Regions from separate parts of the Mus musculus genome. Here regions 1, 2, 3 and 4 are each linked to region 5. The links are chromatin loops, found by intact Hi-C in ENCODE. Cell type or tissue: heart. All regions are shown on one strand.

Region 1 (5,000 bases), 630 kb after region 5:
GCTTTTGCTTTATTTTGTTTGCTTGGTGTTTTCTTTGTCTTTTTCTTTTCTTTTTGTTGTTGTTGTTAGTTGGTTTTGTTTTTTCTTTTTATTGTTTTTTGGTGGTGATGATTGGTTTTGGTTGTGGTTTTGGTATTTTTTTTTGTTTTGGGTTGTTGGTTTGTTTTTGTTTTTGTTTGGGTTTTTGGTTGTTTGTTTTTGAGAGGGGCTGTTGATGCGTTTGTTTGAGGTGGTCTCATGTATGTGAGCTCAGTCTTGAGCTTGCTGTGTAGGTAAAGATGATCGTGAACTTTGGATACCCTGCTTCTCAAGCGCCACCTGCCTGGTTTTCTGGTTCTGTGGCGTTGGGGACTGAAGCCAGTGCTTCGTCCACGCTAGCTAGGCAAGCAGTCTGCCAGCTGATCTACGTAGCCAACCCAAGTCTGGAAATTTCTGAGACAGAATCTCGCTTCTTAGTCTAGACTGGCCTGGAAATCTGGGCAATCTTTCTGCCTCTGCCTACCAAACACTGGGATTGCAGTGGTGAGCCGTTATTCTCTCTCAGAGAAAAATATCTTCAGTTAGGGATAGTAACACAAACCTCTAATTCGACTACTTGGGAGGCCAAAACGGGAGGATCCTGAGTTTAAGGATAGGCCAAGGTACAGTCTTGAGACTCGAAAACAAAACCACCACCACCACCACCACAGCAACAACAACAACAACAACAACAGCAACAACAAAATCAGTACTTTTCTTCAAACTGGTATCTCCATCCTGAGTTCCCTGCATCCTGGCTCATCTGGGTGCGTACATTCAGTCCTCTGGCCGTGCCAGTTTCTTCGAGTGAGCATGGGACTTTGCTGCCCCTGTAGCATCTCTCTCTTCTTTTCTTAGTCAGCAGATGCACAGTATTGGTTCCCATGGCTCTTTAGTGCATCTCTAATTGGTCGCCTCTCACTGTGCCTGTTAAGAACTGAATTGGTGAAATAGTGAATGCTTGGAATACAAACAGTTCTGTATGGTTAGGGAGAACTAAAATGCTGATTCTTCTACGCTCTGCTCTGTGTTTTCCTCTTAAGTCTCATTGCCCTTGCCTTCATCAATCACCTCTGCTGTTCCTTCTAACCTGGGATCTTTGTCTTAGCAGGGCTGTCAATGGGATTCTTTGTTTCAATTTGAAAAGGCAGTGCAGACAAGGGTGTTGGCCTGAGCCACATCTACCTGCAGATGCCTGCATTTTGCCACATGATTGGAAGAATGCCAGCAACGCCTGTGAGATGGAGCCTCACCAAGGGTCTCGTGGGCAGATCTGGATTTGAGGCCAGCCGAAGCAAAGCAAAAGAAACAGAGAACAAGCCAGCTCTAGATGGGTAGAAACCAGGGCTGAGGACAGATATGTGATGTTCTAGGTGACAAAAATGACGAGGCTGCCGCATGGGGGTCAGGGGGCAGAATAGGGAACATTTCTCCCATTAGAGAACCATGCAAGGGATGGGCTTGCGTGCCTAAAATCCCGGCTCTCTGGAAGCTGAGTAAGGAGGAGAGTTCCGGGTCGGCCTGGGCTACTCAGCAGACTCATGGGCCTGGGGTCGGGGCTAGAGGAAGCATATCTTCAGAACTTCCTGGAGTTTTTAAGAGTGTTGCAAGCTGATGTGCTCTTCCTAGTGTTGGAATCCCAGGGTATACAGACTCTCTACAGACCTGACTCGTTAAGCTGCTGAGGGCAGATTTCTTCATACATCTTAATCTATGAGGGTTTTTAAAGAAAAGGGTTTGTTCTGTTGTAACACTTTAGGCACAGCCAGGAAGTGCTGTATCATCAAGATACACCCCTAGCTAAAATATTCTAATATATGTGTTTGTAGAGGTGGGGGGGGGGACAGTAAGTGAAAATGTGTGCCCACTAGTGCCCCTAGAACCAAGAGCTTTGGATGCCCCCTGGAGCTGGAGTTAGAGGAGGTTATAAGCTGCCTAATGAGAATGCTGGGACTTGAACTTGGGTCCTTAGCAAGAGCAGCAAGCACTCTTAACTACTGAGCCAACTCTCCCGCCCCTAAAACAGTTTTGTTTTGTTTTGTTTTTTAAACTTCACTTCTTAGTTGGTGGGCACAGACACACACTTGTAATGCCAGGATTCAGGACGGTTTGGCAAGAACATCTTGAGTTCATGGCTGTCTTCGGCTGCATGATAAGAACCTGTCCTACACATACACAACCACTTATTGACCTTAAGTTTACACTGTAGTAGGTCCCCCACTCACTGTGTGCTAGGTCACCCATTCTTAGCACAGCGCTAACTTCAGTCCTGCCTTCCCTTTTCCCATCCCGAGGAGATTCTGGAGGTATTTTTCCAGGGTGAGGCCGCGCCACACAATCACAGTTACTATTGACCTGGATCCAAGTGCATTGCTGTTCAGTCTGGGAAGCTCAGAGAGCAAGATGCGCTCACCATGCAAGCTTTACAATCTGAGCTCTTCCCTGGGGTCCTGAAGAGGTGAAAGGAGAGAACTCGTTCTGTATGGCTATCCCCTGACCTTCACGCATGCGCGCCCCCCACCCACACAAATTAATAATGCTAAATAAAAACATCCAGCCTGGCCTTATGTTCTGGCATATCCCTTTAGTTTCAGCACTCCGATAGCAGGGATGGATGAGTTCCAGACCAGCTAGATCTATATAGGGAGTTCCAAAGCAGGCCCTTAAAAAGGTTGGTCAGAAAAAGATAGACCTAGGCCCCTGTAAGGGACAACAGCAAATCCAGGTCAATAATAATAATTAGGAGAGACGATCTTTGGGAAGTTGCAGAAGATCTTTGCTGGTGATGACAAGGGGGCAGCTTGCAGGAGGCCACTGAAAATCACTCAACTGTCCTTTGCCATCTGCCAGCCTTTACCCTCCTCCCCGGGGCAGAGTCTCCAAGTTTCCTCCTTAGCTCCTGACCTGGGAGAACCTAAGGCTGATGGAAGGAGATCAAGGCCACAATGCCAGGTAGCCCGTGGGGTTGCTCTGTTGCTAGTCTCACTCCTTAAGCTGGGCAGCGAAGACTGACAACCACAGTGAGAGCAAGTTAGGAGACAGTCTCCCCCCTGTGGTGGAGACAAGAACTGCACATTTCTCCAGGGCTCCCACCAGCCAAGCAGTTTTCTTGGCCATGGGCATTGGGAAAGCTTCAGATTCCCTACCAGTCAAGAGGGTTTGGGTACAGTCTTTCATGACTCACCGGACAACTGGAAATCCACTGTAAATGGTTTGTAATTTTAGGAGCCAAGCTCCAGTAGGAGATTTGGGGTTACCTGTGGTTTATTGTGGGTCTTGGTCATATTCACTGCCTTGCGGGCTACGTCCTTTCTGTTTGCTCTGTCTGCCTTCCTCAATGTTGTATCTCTATTATGCAAGGCTAAAGGGGGGTATATTATGTTGTAGATTATAATGGCCACCCCTGGAGAAGGCAACCAACCCAGTGATGATGGGGCACCCCAGCCATTGGCGCAGCTGCAGAAGCTTGAGCCTCGGGTGGTCCGCAGACGCCTGTCACAGGCCCGCCATCGAGCCACCCTGGTAGGGCTCTTCAACAACCTAAGGAAGGCAGTTTACTCCCAGTCTGATATCACAGCCTCAAAGGTACAGGGACTTGGGGATAGTGAAACATGTCTCCACATGATAGGACTGTAAAGTAAGGACTGGCCAAGAGCTGCCAGCCCTGCTGCCCATAGGAAAACTGTCAAAGCCCGGCTTCTCTGCCAGCATCCTAGCAGCCTGACCTGAGAGAGGAAATTATGGGCTGGAGGGAGATCATGTGGTTACTTGGTGGGCAAGAGTCATCCCCCAATGGATGCTCTGGGACCCTGTATATCTATCTACACACACACACACACACACACACACACACACACACACACACACACACACCATATACATATGTACAATACCAATACTAGAAGTGAATACACACTTGGCACTCATATGCAGGCTCAGTATGCCTGTATCTCAAGGCACACATTTATCTTTTCCTACCCTTTTTGTTTCTTGTTGATGCTGATGTTTGAGGCAGTCTCCATGTAGCCCAGGCTGGCCTAGAACTTTCCAGAGAATAGACCCTCCTTGAAATCACACCCTCCTGCCTTTGCCTCCCCGGGTGCTAGGATGATGTTAATCGCACCAAAGAAAGTAAAGGCCATCACCCCAGATTCTTTGGTCAAATTAAACAAGCTTTATTTTCTATCTGTTAGGGCTGTCTCCCCCAAAAGTGAGGTTTGGAAATACAGCATTGAACACAGGAGAGGGAGGGTAGAGTTTATACAGTCCAGACTAGGGAGGTTTCAAGGGGATTTCCAGAGGAACTTTGGTTACATCGGAACTTGGCCGAACATTTTTAAATTATTTGGCAGAGCATCTAATCAGAGTATAATCAAGGTGTGAGTCCAACTCCACGGGAAGGGGAAGATGTCAAATTTCAGAAACAGGTTAAAGCACAGTCAAGTTGAATTGTTCAGGAAGTAGAAATGAACTTGTTCTGACCTATGACAAAATGGCTTAAAATGGAGTCAGGTTGGTCCATCAGATGACAGGTGTGTACCACACAGCTCTTTCTCTTCTCGGTTATCTTTTTTAGCTGCTAATTAACAATACATTAATGAATTAATTATTGTCCAGAGACTGGAGAAAGGCCTGGTAAGTGGGGTGTTGGTAGAAGAAATCAAGTTAATAATGGTGAGAGCGTTACAGGCAGGCACAGTGGAGAGTCCCTGTATTTCCTCATGTCTTAACAGAGGCTGGAGGAGGAGAGGAAGGCAGAGAGGAGAGGGGAGGGGAGACACTTACCCTCTGGTAGAAGGCAAGGCCAAAAAAGTTCCCACTCCAAGCCTGACTCTTCTCACATCTCCCTGCCTGAGCTCTTTATGCCCGGGAACCCGTTCCCAGCTGGTTGGTTTCCTTCCGAGGATGGCGCCTTCAGCAAAGCAACAACCAGAGCCTTTTACTTTTCTGTGACTAGAATTGCCAGAGGATTCCCAGTTTGG
Region 2 (5,000 bases), 79 kb after region 5:
TGGCAAGGCTGAGACAGCACGGAGGTATAATGACTGGAGCAACAAAGCAGAAAGGAGACAGAGAGGGAGGGAGAGGGGGAGGGGGAGAGGGAGACGGGGGGGGGGGAGAGAGAGAGAGAGAGAGAGAGAGAGAGAGAGAGAACAGAGAGAGAGAGAGAGACAGAGAGAGAACAGAGAGAGAGAAGAGGGAGAGGGAGAACACAAACAATGGATAGGCTAGGGTTTTTAGCCTCAAAGTCTGCCCCCAACTGTGTACCTCCTCCAGCATCACCCCTGGAGTCCACTGTTACAATGCTCAGTCTATGGAGAACATTCTCCTTTAAAAACCCCTCTGGCATATGTCTGTTAGACTCAGTGCTCTTTTTTTTTTTTTTTTTTTGAGAAATATGCACAGTTAATGAAAGCCATTGAATATAGCCCATTAATTTCAATTTTATTGATTTATTAGTGAACTATCTTACTAATTTAACAGTTAGCTGACAGATTAAATTAGAGCAATTTAAAATGTTGGTGTCTTTAAGCTAATTCTGGTGGTTTTCAAGAGCCAAGAAAAGCTGCGTCTTGCAGAATTTTAACACACTGACAGGGTTGCTCTGATACCAAGGTTCAGCATATAGTGCTGTATATTCACAACTAATTTTCACAACTTCCATTTTGCTTGTCTAATCCTGAACGACCTTGGAGATAATTCATTATAATCTAGTTCATAAAAAAAACAAAACCAATCACTATGATAAAAATTCTAATTTACATAACAATTTGAGACCATCCATCATGCTAGCTAGAACATATGTGCACCTGCTTGTTTTAAATTATGTTACCGGTAGGTGGGAAGCTTTTGAAAAACCGAGCTAGAAGTTTATGCACAGAACAAGAACCCAAATATGTAGGAGGCTGAGGCAGTGTTGCAATACGTTCAAGGTCACCTAGACTATGTAGGGAATACCAAGCGATCAAGGCTGATGTAGTAAGACCTCGTCTCAAAAAGCAAGACAAGGCACCAAGGCCAGTGAGGTCACACGGTTGGTAAGGGTGCTTGCTGCCAAGTTTGAGGTCACGAGTTCAACTCCTGAGACCCACACAGTAGAGGAGAGAATGATTCCAACAGGTTGTCCTATGAGCACACTCCAGCTGTGGCATACACACTCATGTGAGCATACGTATACACCAATAAATAAATAAATAAAAGTAGGAAGACATTCTTTATAAACAAACACTTTTGCAGGCTGAAGTGCCAGAAGATTTAGAGTAACAAGCCAATTACTGTCTCACTGACCAGGACAGTGAAACACAGAAGTATGTGCCTGTTGGCCAGTGAGTGGCTTTTCTCTTCATAGTGCTAAAGGGACATCTGCTGATTTCAATTACAGAATTCCCTGTTGTCAGTATGGGGTACCTGCCATATAAACCATCCTTTATCCAGCTTCTATATTCATCACAGTGTACAGCGGCTAGGTATCTTGGCTCCACAGTCAGCAAATATGTATTAAATGTCTGACTATATGAACCATGGGTCATTGGAATAGAATACTGTTAGACAAAGTTGTCAGCTCCTCTGTAGATATTGTGAATGCACCATCTTCCTGGGGAAACTGTAGAAACTGCTACCCCTTACCTCTTCCTACTATTAAGAGAAACTCCAGTCACCAGCATTTGTATCTCTCCTGCCGCTGTGAGGCCGAGCCCAACAGAGAAAATGAGGAGGGTGTTGTACCACTTTCATTTTTGAGTGTTTTAGAGTTGATTTTAATGGACAGGCTTTTGGAACTCTGCAGAACTCTTGGGTGCCTGGGATGGAGGTAGGTAAGGTTGACGTTAACCATGGAAGATTAGCTAAAATGCAACTGAAAGCAAAGGGGGATGGAGGCTTGGGATAAAAAGGTGGTTCTTAAACAGAGAGAAATAATCCTTCAGTCACGGACAGGAAATGTGTCCAAGCAGAGGGAAGACCCCCCCTCCCCCCATGATATGTATGAATGGTTACAGTGACAGAAAGCGCCTGCCATCTCCCATTGCTTGGGAGTATGTGCTTCACTGGTTTATATTTATAAGGGGTTCAGTATCTTCTTGACCTCAGCTCCTTAGTCTCCTTAGTCTCCTGGCTTTCTGTTTTTTCTTTGTTTCTTGCCCAGTCCTCAACACCTATGATTCAGTTTCCCAGGCTAACCTCAAACTCCTGGGCTCAAGATCTCTACCTGTCTACCCAACACCCTGTACCAGTGCCATTCCAAGAAGGTCTATCTTTTTCATCCTTTTTTTTTTTTTTTTTTTTGAGTTTTTCAAGATAGGGTTTCTCTGTATAGCCCTGGTTGTCCTGAAACTCACTTTGTAGACCAGGCTGGCCTCGAACTCAGAAATCCGCCTGCCTCTGCCTCTCTGCCTCTCTGCCTCTCTGCCTCTCTGCCTCTCTGCCTCTCTGCCTCTCTGCCTCTCTGCCTCTCTGCCTCTCTGCCTCTCTGCCTCTCTGCCTCTCTGCCTCTCTGCCTCTCTGCCTCTGCCTCATGGGTGCTGGGATTAAAGGCGTGCGCCACCACGCCCGGCTTTTTTTTATCCTTTAATAGACTGGGTTCCCCTTTATATTTGGGGGCCATTACAAGTATCAACTCGGGTACTGGACTTTGTCGCCACCTAGTGGCGTTTGGTGACATTACATATCAATGAAGTCTAGCCTAAGAAGGAAGCCTGTGAAACAAGGACGGCTCCGAGGTTTGGGTACAAACTTCAGCAATGTCTGAAGTGCGGGGCCTGGTGCTGTAGGGCTCTAATCCTTATTGTACAGGAGGCCGAGGCAGACAGATTACAGGTTCATGGTGAGGGAATAAAGAGCGATCAACAGGCCATCTCTAGCAATTTAGGGAGAGCTTTTCTCAAAGAGTAAAGAAAGGGAAGGCTGTGAATTTAACGGAGTAGAGCACCTGCATGACATGCTCTCGCGATAACTGAACTGCTAGTTGAAGGTTAAGAAATATTTTGGGTTTTGATGAATTCGTATGACTATTGTTCCCTTCAAAGTAGAATTTCCATGACCCTGCACTGAGAAAGGGGGAAGGGAGGGAGGGATAGAGGGAGGGAGGGAACGGCGGGGAGGGGGGTAAGGGGGTGATGAGAATCTGAATGAAACACAGTGTCACGTGGTATTTCTGTTAGATACACCGAGCTGATGCGCTTTTATTTTATTTTTATCGATTAAAGAGGTTTATTTCTGTATATGCTAGCCTTAGTCCAAAAAGGACCAAAGGTCGTTGAAAATAGAATTATAGTAACTTTAAAACACTACATAATAGGAATATATTAGTCTCCTCAATAGCTGACTGCTTCCGAACTCGATTTCACATCTTGTATGCCCCCCCCCCCCCACTTCCCTCCCCACCCCTACCCCCAACCCCCGTCGCTGCCACTGCTTGGGACCACGGCTGCTTCTTTCTCTGGCCGGCTTCTAGCAACTGATTTTTTAGCGGGTTTTGTTGTTGTTTGTTTGTTTTCTTTTTGTTTTTTTTTATTTTATTTTATTTTTTTTTCCATTTTTTATTAGGTATTTAGCTCATTTACATTTCCAATGCTATACCAAAAGTCCCCCTTACCCACCCACCCCCACTCCCCTACCCACCCACTCCCCCCCTTTGGCCCTGGCGTTCCCCTGTACCGGGGCACACAAAGTCTGCGTGTCCAATGGGCCTCTCTTTCCAGTGATGGCCGACTAGGCCATCTTTTGATACATATTCAGCTAGAGTCAAGAGCTCAGGGGTACTGGTTAGTTCATAATGTTGTTCCACCTATAGGGTTGAAGATCCCTTTAGCTCCTTGGGTACTTTCTCTAGCTCCTCCATTGGGAGCCCTGTGATCCATCCATTAGCTGACTGTGAGCATCCACTTCTGTGTTTGCTAGGCCCCGGCATAGTCTCACAAGAGACAGCTACATCTGGGTCCTTTCGATAAAATCTTGCTAGTATATGCAATGGTGTCAGCGTTTGGATGCTGATTATGGGGTGGATCCCTGGATATGGCAGTCTCTACATGGTCCATCCTTTCATCTCAGCTCCAAACTTTGTTTCTGTAACTCCTTCCATGGGTGTTTTGTTCCCACTTCTAAGGAGGGGCATAGTGTCCACACTTCAGTCTTCATTTTTCTTGAGTTTCATGTGTTTAGGAAATTGTATCTTATATCGTGGGTATCCTAGGTTTTGGGCTAGTATCCACTTATCAGTGAGTACATATTGTGTGAGTTCCTTTGTGATTGTGTTACCTCACTCAGGATGATGCCCTCCAGGTCCATCCATTTGGCTAGGAATTTCATAAATTCATTCTTTTTAATAGCTGAGTAGTACTCCATTGTGTAGATGTACCACATTTTCTGTATCCATTCCTCTGTTGAGGGGCATCTGGGTTCTTTCCAGTTTCTGGCTATTATAAATAAGGCTGCTCCCCAGCTAACCTTTCACCCGCGGCTTCACCAGCTCTGGAGGAGGAAGTGTTAAAAGCTTGGGCCCCTAGATGGCACACTCAAGCTTCCTGTTGTGTGCTGACCAGCGTTCCTTGTCCTCATCCTCCTTTCTCTCTGAAAGGCCGAGACTTGCCCAGTGACGATAAGGCAAGGAGATGAGGGCATCCATCCTCTTACTCTTCACAGCCTGCAGCCCCCCACCCCACCCCTCACCTGTATTGCTTGATGCCATTTTCAGTCCCCTTCCTCTCCCCAGAAAACCCAGTCACGGAACTGCCTGCCCTGCCCTCTCAAGCTTGCGCTATCTAATCCAGTCACTTCAAAATTGCTGTAGTCAGCACTTTCCCCTGATAAACCGTCTTCCTCATTCTCTTGAGGTTTCCAGATGAGCAGTCATAGTAACCACCTGGTTCACTTCTGGGTCGGTTCATTTTCCATTTCTGGCCTCCAAATCTTTGCCTTTTCTGACAGCTCTTTATCAGAAAATCGGAAGTCGTACTCCTCTGCTGTTTCAGACATTTTATTGTCTGGACTACTAGATGTAGCAGCTCACTGTCTT
Region 3 (5,000 bases), 160 kb after region 5:
TGAGCTTCTGAGATCTCAAAGCTCATCCCCAGTGACACACTTCCTCCAACAAAGCCACACCTACTCCAACAAGGCTACACCTCCTAATAATGCAGTTCCCTATGGGCCTATGGGGGCCATTTTCTTTGAAAGTACCAAACAGGTCTCTCTCTCTCTCTCTCTCTCTCTTATCAATGCACTCAGCAGCCTGAATTCCCATCTGCACATGCATCCAGTTCCAAGCAATGGAGTGAGTGTCTTCTCCCTTAAATGGCCATCATGGACATAGGGATTTCAGCCATACTCTAAGTATATTGTAGTATGGAAGGTAGGGAGCCCACTGCTCCTGAACGAGTTTGTGTGCATGCATAGTAATACAAATTATATCTTCGGAGTGAACTTTTAGGAAGAATCCTCTATTCTATTATGCATCTCTATTGGATGCATTGTCTTCATTATGGTTTTATTACTGCAAAAAGACACCATGACCTAGGTAACTATTATAAAGAAAACATTTATTTAATTGGGCTGGCTTACAGTTTCAGAGGTTCAGTCCATTATCATCTTGGTGGGAGGCATGGCAGCATGCAGGTAGACATGGTGCTGAAGAAGGAATTGAGCATTCTACATCTTAATCTGCAGGCAGCAAAAGTGGCTGTGAGTCACATTGGGCATAGTTTGAGCATATGAGACCTCAAAGCCTGCCCTCCACAGCGACACACATCCTTCAACGAGGCCACACCCACTCTACCAAGGCCACACCTCCTAATAGTGCCACTTCCTGTGGGCCAAGCATACAAACACACGAGTTTACGGGGCCCATTCCTGTTCAAACCACCACAACCATCTGATGATTGTGAATAGTTAGCCATGTGTACAAGTAAAATTGGATGCATCGTAGAAGGGACGTGCTCAGTGAGTGAAGCCTGACATAATACAAGGTTGTCAACCAAAACAGAGCACCACAACAGTCTTCCCCTTAGCAACAAACTCCCTTTCTATTGACTCCCATAAAAGGAAGCACAAACATTACCATGGGGCCATCAGCACTTTCGCATGCTCATTACTCTTGACAGCACAATTCCTCATAAGCACTATACTTTCCCAATCACTAAAGTTATCTTGCTACTTTTACAATATGTGAGTGCCTCTGTTTCATTCTTGTGTATGACACCAAAAGCCTGGAAACACCTGGTTTGGACCACATAGTGTTTGGATAACATAGTAACACAGTGGCTATGAATCTTAGTTCTAAAGGATGTAAGCACTTTTTTCCCCCCTTTGGTTTGTTTTTGTTTTTCGAGGCAGGGTTTCTCTGTGTAGCCCTGGCTGTCCTGGAACTCATTTGTAGACCAGGCTGGCCTCGAACTCAGAAATCTGCCTGCCTCTGCCTCCCGAGTGCTGGGATTAAAGGCGTGCACCACCACGCCCGGCTGGCTGTAAGCACTTATTAGATGACTGACTGTATGAATCATGTAGGAATGTGAAAGACTGGCACATACTTTAATGTTTGTAGATTGTCTTGTGAATAGCTAAAAAGCACCATTTTTCCAGATGAGCTTTGAAGTTCATCTCTTTCTGAGATTTAGGAAAACCTCTGGCAATCAGTATTTATAATTTACCTATCAGAGAGGTAAATCGATTCAGAGAATCAGACATTTTTCTCATTTCCATTGAAGAGGCTCTCAAGGGTGTGAGCAGCTCCTGTGTTATTTGAAAAAGAGGGCAGGGCAGGTGGTCACTATTCTTGTCGAGAGGGCAGAACGTCACTTGCTCTGGATGCTCTGATGTTGGTAAAGAGTTTTCAGAGAGCAGGGAACAAGCCAAACTGTTGCTATGAGTAACATCCAAGGAGTTACCAAGCAAAGACAATCGTGCAATCTTGACATCACCCATGAGAATAGGTCAATACACAGGCTTTTGTAACTTCCTGCAGGAGCACCCGGCTGTCCAGGACGGAGATACTGTTGACTTGAAGCCCTTGAGGATTAGCCATACCACTGAGAGCAAAGGGCTTTTGGATGCTTGCTGGCAGCCAAAAAAAAAAAAAAAAAAAAAAAAAGTGGTTCTTAAGTAGAAGATCCTTCAGGATGGCTGTGCAGAAAATGTATCAAAGCAGAGATATGGCCACTTTCATGGTTAGGTGTGATTGATTGGTTACAAACAACCAACTGAGAACACCTGTCTTCTGCCATCCCTTGGGTGTAGCTACTGGTTCACCTGTGTATGGAAACCAAGTTCTTCTTGTCCTTAGCCAATTGATCTATCTCCTCGTAGTGTCGAGCCTTTGAGAGTTTTTTGTTTGGTTGGCTTGGTTTCTGTTTTGGTTGGTGGTCTTTCTGCCTTTTCAAACCTTTGCTGCTTGTGTTTTGGTTTTATTTCTATGGGGTTTCCCTAGGCAAACCAGGCTAATCTCAAATTCTTGGGTGTCTATGATCCTCCTGCCTCAACTTCTGGAATGTTAGGACTAAAAGTATGCCAAGGTTTCAAGCCCTTGTTTAATTAAACCTTTGTTTAATTATCATTCCTTTAAACTTTAGGCTCTCTTACAAATACTGATTTCTTTACCAAACGAGAGTCCCAGGGACTTGAATAGCTCAGGGTTCTGCTGCCACCTAGTGGTCCTTGGCCAACTCTCTTATCATCCATATTCTCTAGGCTAGGAAGTCACGGGAACCAAGACAGAGTTGGAAGATTTGGATATTAGCACTCAAAATATCTGGAGTTCACCATAAGGAAAAGAAGAAAATTTTTAGGTGCAATAAATACAAAATAGTGAGATTTTTAGGGGCTAAAAGAAATTTTGAGTTAGAATTCTTGACAACAGAAGAGTATTATACGAGGTGATATCAAAGTAGCAACTATGATGGCACATAGACGAAAAAGGTGGAAGAAAGTCTTTAAAGGTGAAAGTCTAAGAAGTTATAATGGCCACTCACACTCCTCACTCAGATGTGTTTGTTTTCTAATGACCCATGTTTCAATGCTACTGTTTAAATCTACACTGTCCAATTCATTGTCTCTGAAGTGTTGGTCCAATTGAATGTCTGAAGGGTTTTATTTTTGTTTGTTTTTTGTTTTTTTAATATCTGGATTTTTGCAATTTCTTGTTTTCTTCCTTGTATCTTTATCCAGTGAATTTCTACTTAACTTTAAGCCATAGCTTAGACACCATTTTCTCTGGTGGTTGGTCATTTTACCCATCTGTTTCTTCTTCATGCCAGAAAAAAACTCATTTAGAAGGTTCAGAGGTCTCCATGTCTTCTTGGAAGTAGAAGTTTCCATAACATCTTGTACAGATGTTTTGACGTCATGGTTTGGTCTGGCCTTGTGGTGATGGTGAAATGCTGCCAAGTGTTAGAACTGCTGAGAAAGCTTGCAGATGGGGGTTGAAGGTGCCCACACCAGGTCAAATGAACAAGGGAGCAAGTTAACCTTGCATCATAGTCTCAGACAAAATATTTCCTGATACACACAGTAGATTTCACACAAGGATTCATATAGAAAAGGGATAGGAGATTTGAAGGTAGAAGTGTTAAACTTTTTATTCCTTTTTATTCACTTATTCAATGTCTGTAGGTCAAGTGAGGATTTGAAATTTTTAGGAAAAGTGGTCTTCAAGTTCTAGAATAACAACCGAGTCAAATGCTATACTCCCCAATGTCAGAGGTGTCCTCTCCAATAAATCTAATGAGCAGCTACTAACATATTTCATAGCTGTGTGAACTCCAAAATTGGCAAATTTTAAGTCAAATGGGATAATGCTATGCTTTGGTAGATTTTTCTGACATGTGGGCTGATTCTAGGGTCTCACTCAAGGTATTTTCCACATCTGTCATTGTATAGTCATCTTAAACCTGACTATTCTAAGTGCTGCTTTCTCTCCTCTCTCACTGTAGTCTGCTTAGGAGTAGTAAATAGCAGCCTTGTTGGAGTCTGGATGCGATGCTATAATTCTCTGCAATGACCTGTGTAACCCCCTTGAGTGTCTGAAGTTAAATGGTGACTGTTAGGATGCATGCAGTCAAGAGAACAACTTGAACTGAGTGGCTTAACTTTTAAACTAGACAGTTTCAAATACTTGGCTTTCTCAAGTCAGGCAGCTGTTTTCAAGCTTACAAAGACTGTTCCGGAGCATCTTCACTGAGCAATTTCCTGCACCTGGTACTTCAATGGCCTGTATGTGCTTGTAGGCCAGGGAAACACTTGGATGTTGCTATCTACTTGTTGCTTAAAACTGACACATCGAAGCAGTGTCCTTCTCAGCTTCCCAACTGTTTAGAGTCCCTGAGAACTTTTTCCAAGCGAGATTTCCATTCAGGAATTCTGAATCTGTGGTCCATGCAGTCCACACCACAGAGGATCCCCTGAAATCATTTGGAGAAATCTGCTGTCTTTTTTTCCACCCACCTTTAAAATGCAACATCTTAAAAGGGTCATGTCCTATGAATATAGAGCCCTTGTTCTGGGCAAGGGACTTCCTTTGCTTCTAGGCCTGTCCCTTCAGGAGTCCTCCCTCCTCTCGGAGCTCTTAAGTCACTGTGAGCTGTTCTTCCTCAGACTTCTCTCAGGAAATTTGGAGTTGATAAACATTTGCTTCCTGGCTACTTTGTCCTTGACCTTGTAAGTCTTTGGTCAGCTTGGAGGAATTCCCTTCTTTACTTCCCAAAAGCAAGACGATTTCTCGAGACTTCTTTCAATCCTTGGACTATATTTCTGCCAGCCATGGGTGTCAGTGGGCGTGAGAAACTCAGCACCACGGCGTTGCCAGCAGCCCAAGGAGTCTTTCCAGAGCTTTCTATTCAGACGAGGCTACAGAACTTTAAAGTCATTCCTTTGATACTATTCCCACTTACTACTCCTCCATTGTTGAGATTTCTAAGTGAAAATTTCTTTCAGCTCCTCAGATCTGTTTTTCTTGTATCAAATAATTTTCCTCCTTTCCTGTTGACTTTGCTGCAGAAAAGAATTTCAGGGTGAGTCTGTGCAAAACAGAATTGAACTTGCCTGATAGATTGGGG
Region 4 (5,000 bases), 53 kb after region 5:
GATCCAACCTGATTAAAAGACATGAGCTCCTGATGACAATGGCTTGTTAGATTCTGCAAAGCCAAGGCCAGGCATAATGAACAACAGCCTTGTGAACTTGCCAACCATCCTTGATGTCCTATCGATAATTTTGAGTTTATGGTATTTTTGTTTGTTTGGTTTTGGTTTATGATATTTTTTTGGTTATGGTATTTATGGTTTATGTGTTTATGGTACGGAAACCATACCTGTGTCTTTATACTCCCGAGACCCCTATGCTAATAGTATCAGTGGCATCAAGTTTATGTATTTCATTTGAAATTTTGGGCAATCACCTCTCTAGGCCCAGCACCTTTCCAGGTGGGAAGATTCAGAAGGCAATGTATGTTGAGTTCAGTACCCTGGTTTTGTGCGACATGCTCAGTATACTCTTCCCATCACAGGCTCCTTAATGTTGGCCTCCTCCAGAGAGGGAGTAAGAGAGCGGAATAGACCGTGACCTTTCCAGAACCTTCTTCACTCTTTCATCCTCAGGAATTCTGCTCAGAGCTCAGTGGGAGAGCATTTGCCCAACTGTAGCGTGAAGCTGAAGGAAAGGGAACAAAGAAAATGAATAAGAATAGGGTGGGAGTGGGGGCATCCCCTTGGAGACCCAGGAGACCAGAGATGAGGAACTGTCAGAGGGTGGACAGCAGGGGGCGGGGGATGGAGGGGGGGATAACAATGGACTGTATAGAAAAGATTAAATAATAATAATAATAATAAAGGAAGAAAATGAATAAGAATAAGGAGGAGAAGGAGGAGGAAGTGGTAGGGGGAGAAGAAAAGGAAGATGGAGGGGTGGGGGAGGGACTTAGATCAGCACTAGCATCCCAAGGGAAGTGTGCTGAAGAGGGAGCTGTTGGGTCCTCAGCCACTTAGTTTAAGGTGAATAAAGGGCTGGGCAGTGGTGGCGCACTCCTTTAATCCCAACACTCGAGAGTGAGGTGGAGGCAGGCTGATTTCTGTGAGTTGATACCAGCCTGGTCTACAGAGCGAGTGTCAGGACATCCAGGGCTACACAGAAAAACCCTGTCTCGGAAAAATACGAAACAATTTGAATAATGTTAAAGAAAATTCTAGTGAGGCAGTGATGGGTGTTAAAGTGTGCCACAGCGGGTTTTATATGAAAATCATTTCAAAAGGTACAGGGTCTCAGAGCAAGTAAGTTCCTATTCGTGGGCAGAGAATGAGAGCGCGGCTGCAACATTGTATACAATGTTCAAATCAGAAGGGACAGTCTGGGAACAGTCTAGAATTGGCAGTGGAAAATTACTGAGACAGGAGGCGCTAGCAGTAAGGATGCTGGGGCTCAACTGACCTAACAGGATTTTGGAGGAAGGGTACTCAGACACGCCCCTCGCGGGGGCGGGGTGAAGAGCAGGAAGCTAATCAGATACCGAGGACAAGGAGTTCTTACTAAACTGACTCCATGGTGTTCTTTGCCAAACTGGATTCTCAAGGAAATTCTCAGATGGACCTAGCAGGCATTCAGGAACCTGACCAGTTTGGCTAAGTTCTCCATGGGTTAAGCTACAAGAAGGGAGAATCCTTGGGGCCTGGGTCTGGACTTTCCATCGGTGTTATGTCTCTTCTGGCCTGGAAAAAGAGGATCGTTCAAAGCCTTGGGTCAGGGGGAGGGGGCAAAGGGCCGGCTGGGTGAACTGGCGAACTGCCAGGCCCTGCCTGTTACCTGTTCCTGAAACCAAACTGTCCATTCCTCGTGGGCTGTGGGTGTTCCATTGTAAGGCAGCTTGTCTCTCAGCCCAAGCCATCCATTGGTTCTGCTAAGCACAGCCCTTCTTACTGAAGGACCCCATAAAGCCATCAGCAAGGACCTTTGGAGGGCCCTGGGATAGCTGACACCACAAATTGGGCAACACTCCAAGTCCCTTAGCTGCCGATAGAGATTGGAGAAGGAATTCACAGCACTCAGTTCCCACCTTGATGTCTGTTTCCCTTCTCAACAGTAAGCTAACAGCAGTTCCTCTAGAACCTAAGGGTCTGAAGAGGGAGAGATGCTATTCTGGGCAAGAGTTCTTCTCCAAAGATTTGAGCTCCCAGAGAAAAGCCCCAAACAGGCTCCATGTCCTGTTTTGTTTTTTAAACCCTGAAATGTTGGCATTTCTTCTACTCTTTCAAACGGCTACCGAACAAACGCAATGGAGAGCAATGAATTTATATTGAAAAGTCACACATCCATGTATTTATACAAACTAGCTCTTGTCTATGATAGTAATCTCTCTCTCTCTCTCTCTCTCTCTCTCTCTCTCTCTCTCTCTCTCTCTCTCTCACACACACACACACACACACACACACACACCTTGCCCCAGCGGTCCTTTGCTTAGCCATCACAAATGGCAAATATAGCTGAACGGTTGGTTGGAGGAACATTGTGAGAGTTTGGGAGGCCCCGCACAACAAATCTTCTCACCCGAGCCCACAGCAAGGGCCAGCCTTCCTCTGGTGAAGCCTGAAACGAGCCAGAACATTCTCCTGTGTTGGTGCAGGGTGCAGGACTGGGAGGGGATGGGGATCGGAAACAGGCATTGTGGGTATCGGGAATCTAGAGGGAAGGGTGGGTATGCCAAGCCCCTCAGACTCTCTGTGAACAGGAATCACCGAGGAATGTCATAAACACACAGATTCTGCCTCTGTGGGTCTGAAGCTGAAGCCCTACTTTTCTGTGACACTATAGATGCCACCCACGGAGGGTGTCAGCTTCTAACCTTGCTTGGAGAAGCAGAGGAGGCACACAGAACAGGAGCTGCTAAGGACGTTTGCGTGAGCCTGAAAATTGCTTTGCTCCACCTCTGAGCCCGGGCTTGAATTTCAGAGTGTGTTCTAAATGGTTAATTTCATGTGCATAGGACAGAACCCAGTCTCTGTCCCCAGGAAGGAGGACCCCAGGGTGTGCTTTGTGGAAAGCTCTTGGAAAGCCAGCTGTGTGGTCTGTGCTGCCCTCTGCTGGTCATGACTTACATTCACACAATAAGCCCCCGCCCAGCTGGTGAAGGGTGGCTTTTCAGATCACACTGGGGAGACAGCCTTGGCTGTTCTAAGCGAGGAAGTCATCATTACATTTCTGAAACCTTTTTTTTTTTTTTTAAGATTTATTTATTTTATGTATGTGAGTACACTGTTGCTGTCTTCAGACACACCAGAAGAGGGCATCAGATTTCATTATGAGATAGTTGTGAACCACCATGTGGTTGATGGGAATTGAACTCAGGACCTCTGGAAGAGCTGAGGGTGACCTTAACCACTGAACCATCTCTCCAGCCCACATTTCTGAATTCAAAAGGTAAGAGTTGAGGCAAATTCCAGGACTATTGGAATTTATTCTAATAACACAACCCAACATAGGTCCATGGCCTTTAAATTTTAAAAAATGTTTTTATTTCTGTGTGTGTGTGTGTGTGAGTGTGCATGAGTGCTATGGCATGTATGTAAAAGTGCAAGGACAACTTATAGGGGTTTGTTTTCTCCTCTCAAGTGTCTTTTGGATGGAACTCAGGCCACCGACTGGGGGCAGGCGTGGTTACCTGCTGAGTCTTCTTGCTGGACCTGTCAATCTTTTTTCCCAAAGAAAAAAACCAGTCTTACTTTGACAGCATCTGTGAGCCTCCTAACACTGAATCTGCAGACATAAAAATGTCCATACAGGGCCAGGTATCGTGGGCTGTGCCTTTAATCCCAGTACTAAAGAGGGAGAAGCAGGTGGATATCTTAGAACTCAAGGCTGTCCTGGTCTACAGAGTGGGTTTCAGAGCAGCCAGTGGGTTTCAGAGACAGAGAGAGAGAGAGAGAGAGAGAGAGAGAGAGAGAGAGAGAGAGAGAGAGAGAGAGAGAAATATTACAAACATTTCAAAAGTCAGAAAGTGATTCACTTAGTTTTAAACAGACAGTTGAATCATCCAACAAGTATAAGCTTGTCCATACTCTTATACTGATTTTACAAATTTTATATTTCCCAACCTATAGCTAAATGTAAATTATTCAGTATTATTTATTGAGTGGTTAAGAACCATCATTAAACCAGGCATTGTGGCACACTGTAATTCTGGCTACTTGCAAGGATGAAGAAGAAGGTTGATAAGTCTGGCCTATACAGACAACTTCTTGAGACCCTGTCTCAAAGTAAAAATAGGAAGGGCCAGTGCTGGGAATTCAGCTCTGATAAAATGCTTGCCTGGCCTCTTAGTTTGGGTTTTACTGCTGTGATTTTACTGCTGTGAAGAGACACCATGACCAAGGTAACTATTTAAAGGAAGATATTGAATTGGGGCTGGTTTACAGTTTCAGAGGTTCAGTCCATTATCATCATGGCAGGAAGCATGGCAGCAGGCAGCCATGGTGCTGGAGGAGCTGAGAATTCTACACCCTGATCTGCAGGCTGCAGAAGGAGAATGTGCCTCACTGGGCATAGCTTGGGCAACACACTTTCTCCAACAAGGCTGAACCTCCTAAGAGTGCCACTCCCTATGGGCCAAGCATTCAAACACATGAGTCTGTGGGGGCCATTCCTATTCAAACCACCACACTGGTTATGAGTAGAGCCCAGTCAGAGGCCAGCCACATGCATTCCTTGGCATATAGATTTCTCGACCTGCTGAATCTCGCTCAGGAGGCTGCCTACCTGGCTTTCTTAACTCACTTTTCTGTTTCCTTCTAAGAAGCCCTGTGACAGCATTGGACTCAGCAGAATAATCGTGCTACCCACCTCCCACCCCGTTATCAGATTTAGCAGACTTGCAGCTGTAATTCCAACTACAAACAGAATTGCTGTCATCCAACCTGGTGTTTACCATCGCCAGGGACTGGGCCAGAAGCATCTTGGGAAGGACTCTGTTTTCCATACTCTTGTATTTCTTCTAAGCTCAAATCTCTGCTGTCAAAAGTATTGAGTCACCACTTTTCCTCCAGACAAGCAAGCAAACAAGCAAGCAAACAAGTAAATACCTCTTTCCAAGGAGAGAACG
Region 5 (5,000 bases):
GCTGAGTTGACTACAGCGAGAGATGGGAGGAAGCAATGTTATAAATTTCAGGGCCCATTCAGAACCCAGAATGAGACACGAGAGTTGAGTTCTGGGACAAAATTATCATAGCCGAGACTGCTGAGGTGATGATGCGCATCTAATAATTTTTGTTTATTGAAGAAAACCTCATCCTTCTCTCCATCATCTGTGGGGACGATCCTGCTCTTGGCTTCCTGAGGTCATCATGGCACACAAGCTGGCCCACAGTGAGTGCTACTCTGGTATTTGTCAGTCTACGCCATGGTCATTTCTTCTGAACTGATTCGTTTGTATTAGCTGGATTTGCCACTGTGCTTGGATTCTAGGAGACCATCTATAGCAACAGCTGCGGACTTGCGGTGAAGTTTTATTCTGGTCCTTACAGGTCACTTTTGCTGTCCTGGTATTTTGCATGTATTTCTTCGGTTTGGGAAAGCTGAGTGGGATGGCCAGAGGTCCCTGTTTAGTCCTGCTATCCCAGTGTAGTTAATGTTGGTGCCTTCGTTTCATAGTTAAAAATATGCTCGATGCAAAGATAAGCCATATGGCCAGTCTATTTGGAGAGCAGCAATCCTCCAACCTGTGGTTACTCTCGTGGGAGCTTTGTCAGAGACCCAAAGCTTCAGAGGACGGTGGCTTTGTTATTGTCTCTGTGTGTGAGCTATGAGGGCTGTGACGACTTTCTTTTAATAATCCAAGGAGTCCTTCTAGGAATATTTCATGTATGTACAATTAGAAGAATACAGTTACATCATCTTGAAAGTCTGCTATCAAAATATTGAGAAAATGCAGAGTGTGGTAATAAATATGTTTTTATTAATGATCAAATAACAGATCTGGTGACAATCTTTAAAACTATGGTAATTTCAAAATGGTGATGAGCCTCTGTAGCACTTGATGAAATTTGTAACAGCAGCACACATGGTAACAACTAGGATCCCCTCTCCCTCCCTCCTTCCCTCCCTCCCTCCTTCCCTCCCTCCCTCCTTCCTTCCCTCCCTCCCTCCCTCCCTTAATGCATTTATTATCAAGGATATTGTAGCTAAATGGTGTTGTAAAAGAGAATCATTTTATAATGATTTGTGTTAGTTACTTCTCTGTTGCTGTGATAAAGCCCCATGACCCAACGCAATCCATGGAAGGAATTTATTTCAACTGTAGAAGGATACAAATCCATCATGGTGGGAAGGCACGGTAGCAAGGGGCCGTCGTGACACCAAGACAAGGCAGCTAAGAGCCTCCATCTTGAACCACAAGTTATGCAGAGAGAGTAAACTGAAGTAGGGCAAGTCTATGAACTCTCAAGGCCCGCCTCAGTGGTATCTCTCCTTCAGCAGGGCTACATCGCCTAAACAGCCCCAAACAGCACCACCAACTGGGGACCAAGTATTCTAAACATGTACGTTTAAGACTGTGAACACGACAGTGTAGGGGGGTCCTTGGGTAAGCAAGAGTGAAGAATGCCGTTGAAGAGCGAGTATTAGTTTGGTATTTCAAATGTGCCCATCAACAGGGAGAGAGTACAGATAAACATGTTTTTGTAAGCCTCAGTTTTCTTCTTTGGAGATGGGTGAACCCAGATCACTGCTGAGATTTTAGTAACGTAAGGAAATCAGTGGATCTGATCCAAACTCTAAAGGGTCCCCCTAACCCAGTAGTGGGGATTTGGGTCCTAGGAATATTGACTAAATGCCTTAGAGAGCTCAGAGGCTTGTAGGGTGGGGTGGAGACAGAATAGAAGCTCTAGTAAAAGAGCAGAAACCCAGAAAAGAAGGGAGACCTCAGGAATAGGCCAATGAGCCAGGTGAAGAGGAGGCGGAGGCCATCCGAGTCCCAGGCTGGCAAGAGAAAAAGGAAACAGCAGACACTGCAGAGAGGGGTGAGCAGCTCAGGAGAGGCAGGCGGCAAGCAGAAGAGTTAGTAACAACACAGGCACCAAGAGAGGGAATGCCTGTGTGGTTTGAGGTTTTTATTTTACAAGATATTTCTGGAAAGCCCCAGAGAGGAAAGGTAATATAAGAGGGTTATTACCAGCTGTGGTTTCCATTAGTGAAAAGGTCATGTGATCACTTCTCTTCCTATTTTACATCCACCGTCAAATCTCATTCCCCTCCAGTCAGTATGGACAAATCTGTTGAATTCTATCTGGTTTCAATATCGCTGCATAAGTGTGAGGCAGGCATAAAGGGAGCAAACGACACAAGGATGTAAAGGGAAAGGACCGGGGTGCTCATGAATTTGGTTTCTGGACACAAGAGAAGGGGGAGATGATATATGGGGTCATTAGCAGGTGGATTGTTGGGAATAGCAAGGCATGACTGGCCTGCCATGTCTGTCAACTGGGGCAAGCTGTGCGACACACACCCTGTAGGGATCATGTATTTACACAGTGGCTCGGAACACGGAGCTTGCTGTGTCTGCACCTCCTTCCCTCCTCCTCAAACTGCATGCATTCTGTATACGTTAAGAGTGGTTCTTGTTTGGTGGGAGCAACGCTACCTCCCTCACAAACTCTCGGTGAGGGTTGGAGGTGGTGTATACCAAGGGCTTAGTGTTGTACCCGCTCCTTCTGTTAGTGGCTTAGACAGTGGTACTGCCAGGAAGGGTCTCTCCACGTACAATCACTAAAACAGAAGTGTTGATCCAGCTTAGCCAGCAGAGGGAGGCACACACCGTGCTATAAGCTTAGGAGGCTAGGAGGTGGTAAGCATGGACGGAAACGGCCTTTGTCTCACACAGCCTGAGCAGGAGGAACAAGGCTCCCGTCTGCCTTTGCTTGGCTTTGGCTTGGCTTTGGCCTTGTAAAGGGTGCTCAGCCCAAGTGCTTGACTTAAACCCACTTAGACCACAGAGGCACTGTCAGGTGAGTTCTGATGAAACAGGCAGGCCAGGGAGCAGACAGGAACCAGAGAGAGGGCAATGTATGTACTCCACCCTATCCAAGAGGAATTTAGTCACGTACATGGACAGAGGAGAAGCTGGGTCAAGGAAGATTTCAGCAGCATAGAGTAGAGGCCAGGCCCTTTGTGCTGCCTAATTGCCTTCGTGTGAATGGGAATATCACCTCCCTGCAGTCTATAAAATATGCAATCCTTTCCTGTCCTCTGTCACCATCAGGCGGTTATCACCTCATGTTTCCCTGCAGGCAAGACTTTGCGAAGACTGCTCTCTACGGGCACACAGAGAAAGTAGCCTCTCTACTGTAAAGTGGAAAGGTAAGAAGTTATAGGCACAGACATCTTAGCCCATCTCTTCTACTTTCCTCCAGAGAAATCCAGGAAGTGAGATGCAATTGAATAGGACATAGGAACAATGTGCACGAAATAGGTACGTTCATTATCTTTCGTAGGACTCATTCCCCTCTTTCTAAAGGAAAATGCCACCAGCTTCCAGATGATGCCTGAGGAGTCCCTTCTAGATTGTCATGCGAGAGATGGAGTAATCTTTCCATGCTTTTCAGTGTGCGGAAGGAAGTTGGCCACATAACTAGGTCTCCATACTCAACACCCACTGATCATTACCCAAGTGCAGGAAGTAAGCAGAGAGTCCTGAGGCATCCAACTTTGTTTTTCGTGGAAGACTTTTTTTTTTTCCTTAAACACCTTTTAAGAGTCAGAACCTGAAGGTGGTGAGATGGCTCAGTGGGTAAAGGTACTCGCCTCCAAGCCTGATGACTTGAGTTCGATCCCCAGAGCCCACACAGTCAAAGAAGGGAACCAGAATTGACTTTCATAAGTTGTCTTCTGACCACCACATGCTCGCTGTGTCATGTGTGTGTACACACATGCAAACACACGCACACATAAAATAAATAGTAAAAAAACCAGAGCTGGCTCTTTAAGCTCTCACCTTTCCTACTCTCATCTCTAGCCCTCCTTCTCTCTCTCTCCCTCCCCATCTCTCTCCACGTGGCCATGGCCAGCCTCTGTCTTTCTACCTGCTCTCTTTCCCCCTGCCTTTCTACAATAAAGCTCTAAAACCACTAAGAGAGAGAGAGAGAAAGAGAGAGAGAGAGAGAAATATCCAGAGCTGGGCATGGTACACTTTTAATCTCAGCACTTTGGAGGCAGAGACAGGAGAGGCTCTGAATTCAAGGCTAGCCTGGTCTACAAAGCAAGTTCCCAGCTGTCAGGGCTACATAGAGAGACCCTGTCAAAAAACAAACAAACAAACAAACAAACAAACAGGAATCAGAACCCCCTTTGTAATGAGTTGGTGTATAATTAAACAGAGTAATCAAGAAGGACTTACTTTGTCGGATTGAGATTGGGGATGGGAAGGGAAGAGAAAACCCACGCATTTTCCTCACTGCTCCCCAAATTAGAGAGGAGGCCTCCGGCTCCCTTGTGGTTTCCCATTGGAAGATGAAACGGTGGGTCTGTAGTCCAGACTGTTCCACTAATTGATGATGAGTATCCAAAATGATGTGCTCAGGACTAAGAGGATATCAGTATAGGTGATTATAGGTGAGTGTCTTAGTGTATTTTCCTGTTGCTGTGACAACAATTTAAGAGAGAGAAGGTTTATTCTGATTCACAGTTCTGGGTTAGACCATCATGGCAGAGAATCAAGGAAGGGGTCTGAAACTTGAAGCAGCTGGTCCCATTACATTCACAGTCAGAAGGGACTAGTGGATATATGGATGTCGCCTGCTGCTCAGCCCCTCTCTCCACACTTACACAGCCCAGGATCCCCTCAGGGAATGGTGCTACCCACAGTGGATGGGTCTTCCCACACCAACTAATAACCAAGATCACACACACACACACACACACACACACACACACACACACACACACGCGCGCGCGCGCGCACGCGCGCGCGCGCGCGAGAATGCTGGACTCAAGTCCATAGGCTAAGCTCTAGTCTTCGGTGACTCAGTTAAATAACCACTCAGACCAGCTGGTTGCCCTTGACTGAACCTCTCCTATAGAGCCTCAGGCTGTTGAGATTGTTTGTCAAGACCAACGACCCAATGC

What was found. A loop is a pair of places that touch in the nucleus more often than their neighbours do. Peaks named below come from ENCODE experiments on the same cell type or tissue, not always from the same donor. Only the 100,000 strongest peaks of a DNase experiment are listed, where the experiment ranks them.
Region 1: it touches region 5 in a loop (2.7-fold over the local background); 3 of 42 quality-filtered maps call a loop at or near these places.
Region 2: it touches region 5 in a loop (8-fold over the local background); 12 of 42 quality-filtered maps call a loop at or near these places.
Region 3: a loop joins it to region 5, with 8 times the contacts of the local background. A loop is called at or near these places in 33 of 42 quality-filtered maps.
Region 4: a loop joins it to region 5, with 10 times the contacts of the local background. A loop is called at or near these places in 33 of 42 quality-filtered maps.

Annotation. Positions count from the first base shown.
Region 1 is chr6:34,924,314-34,929,313 of GRCm38, forward strand. Stra8 (stimulated by retinoic acid gene 8) reads left to right here. Exons shown (of 9, transcript NM_009292.2): 2 at 3,406-3,603. The coding sequence starts at 3,412. Among named protein-coding and RNA genes, the nearest start is that of Stra8, 5.9 kb to the left of the region's middle. In heart, a CTCF peak has its summit at 3,077; a DNase peak (open chromatin) is centred at 3,008.
Region 2 is chr6:34,369,267-34,374,266 of GRCm38, forward strand. It overlaps the pseudogene Gm13858 and the pseudogene Gm13859. Among named protein-coding and RNA genes, the nearest start is that of Akr1b10, 12 kb to the right of the region's middle. In heart, a CTCF peak has its summit at 2,635 (motif pointing left); a DNase peak (open chromatin) is centred at 2,605; H3K4me3 peaks cover 595 bases; H3K27ac peaks cover 368 bases.
Region 3 is chr6:34,445,579-34,450,578 of GRCm38, forward strand. No RefSeq gene overlaps it. Among named protein-coding and RNA genes, the nearest start is that of Bpgm, 28 kb to the right of the region's middle. In heart, a CTCF peak has its summit at 2,606 (motif pointing left); no DNase peak of the experiment used is centred here.
Region 4 is chr6:34,343,758-34,348,757 of GRCm38, forward strand. No RefSeq gene overlaps it. Among named protein-coding and RNA genes, the nearest start is that of Akr1b8, 7.9 kb to the right of the region's middle. In heart, CTCF peaks have their summits at 2,983 (motif pointing left) and 3,194 (motif pointing right); DNase peaks (open chromatin) are centred at 1,434 and 2,984; H3K4me3 peaks cover 368 bases; H3K27ac peaks cover 600 bases.
Region 5 is chr6:34,290,343-34,295,342 of GRCm38, forward strand. No RefSeq gene overlaps it. Among named protein-coding and RNA genes, the nearest start is that of Akr1b3, 25 kb to the right of the region's middle. In heart, a CTCF peak has its summit at 2,666 (motif pointing right); a DNase peak (open chromatin) is centred at 2,679; H3K27ac peaks cover 459 bases.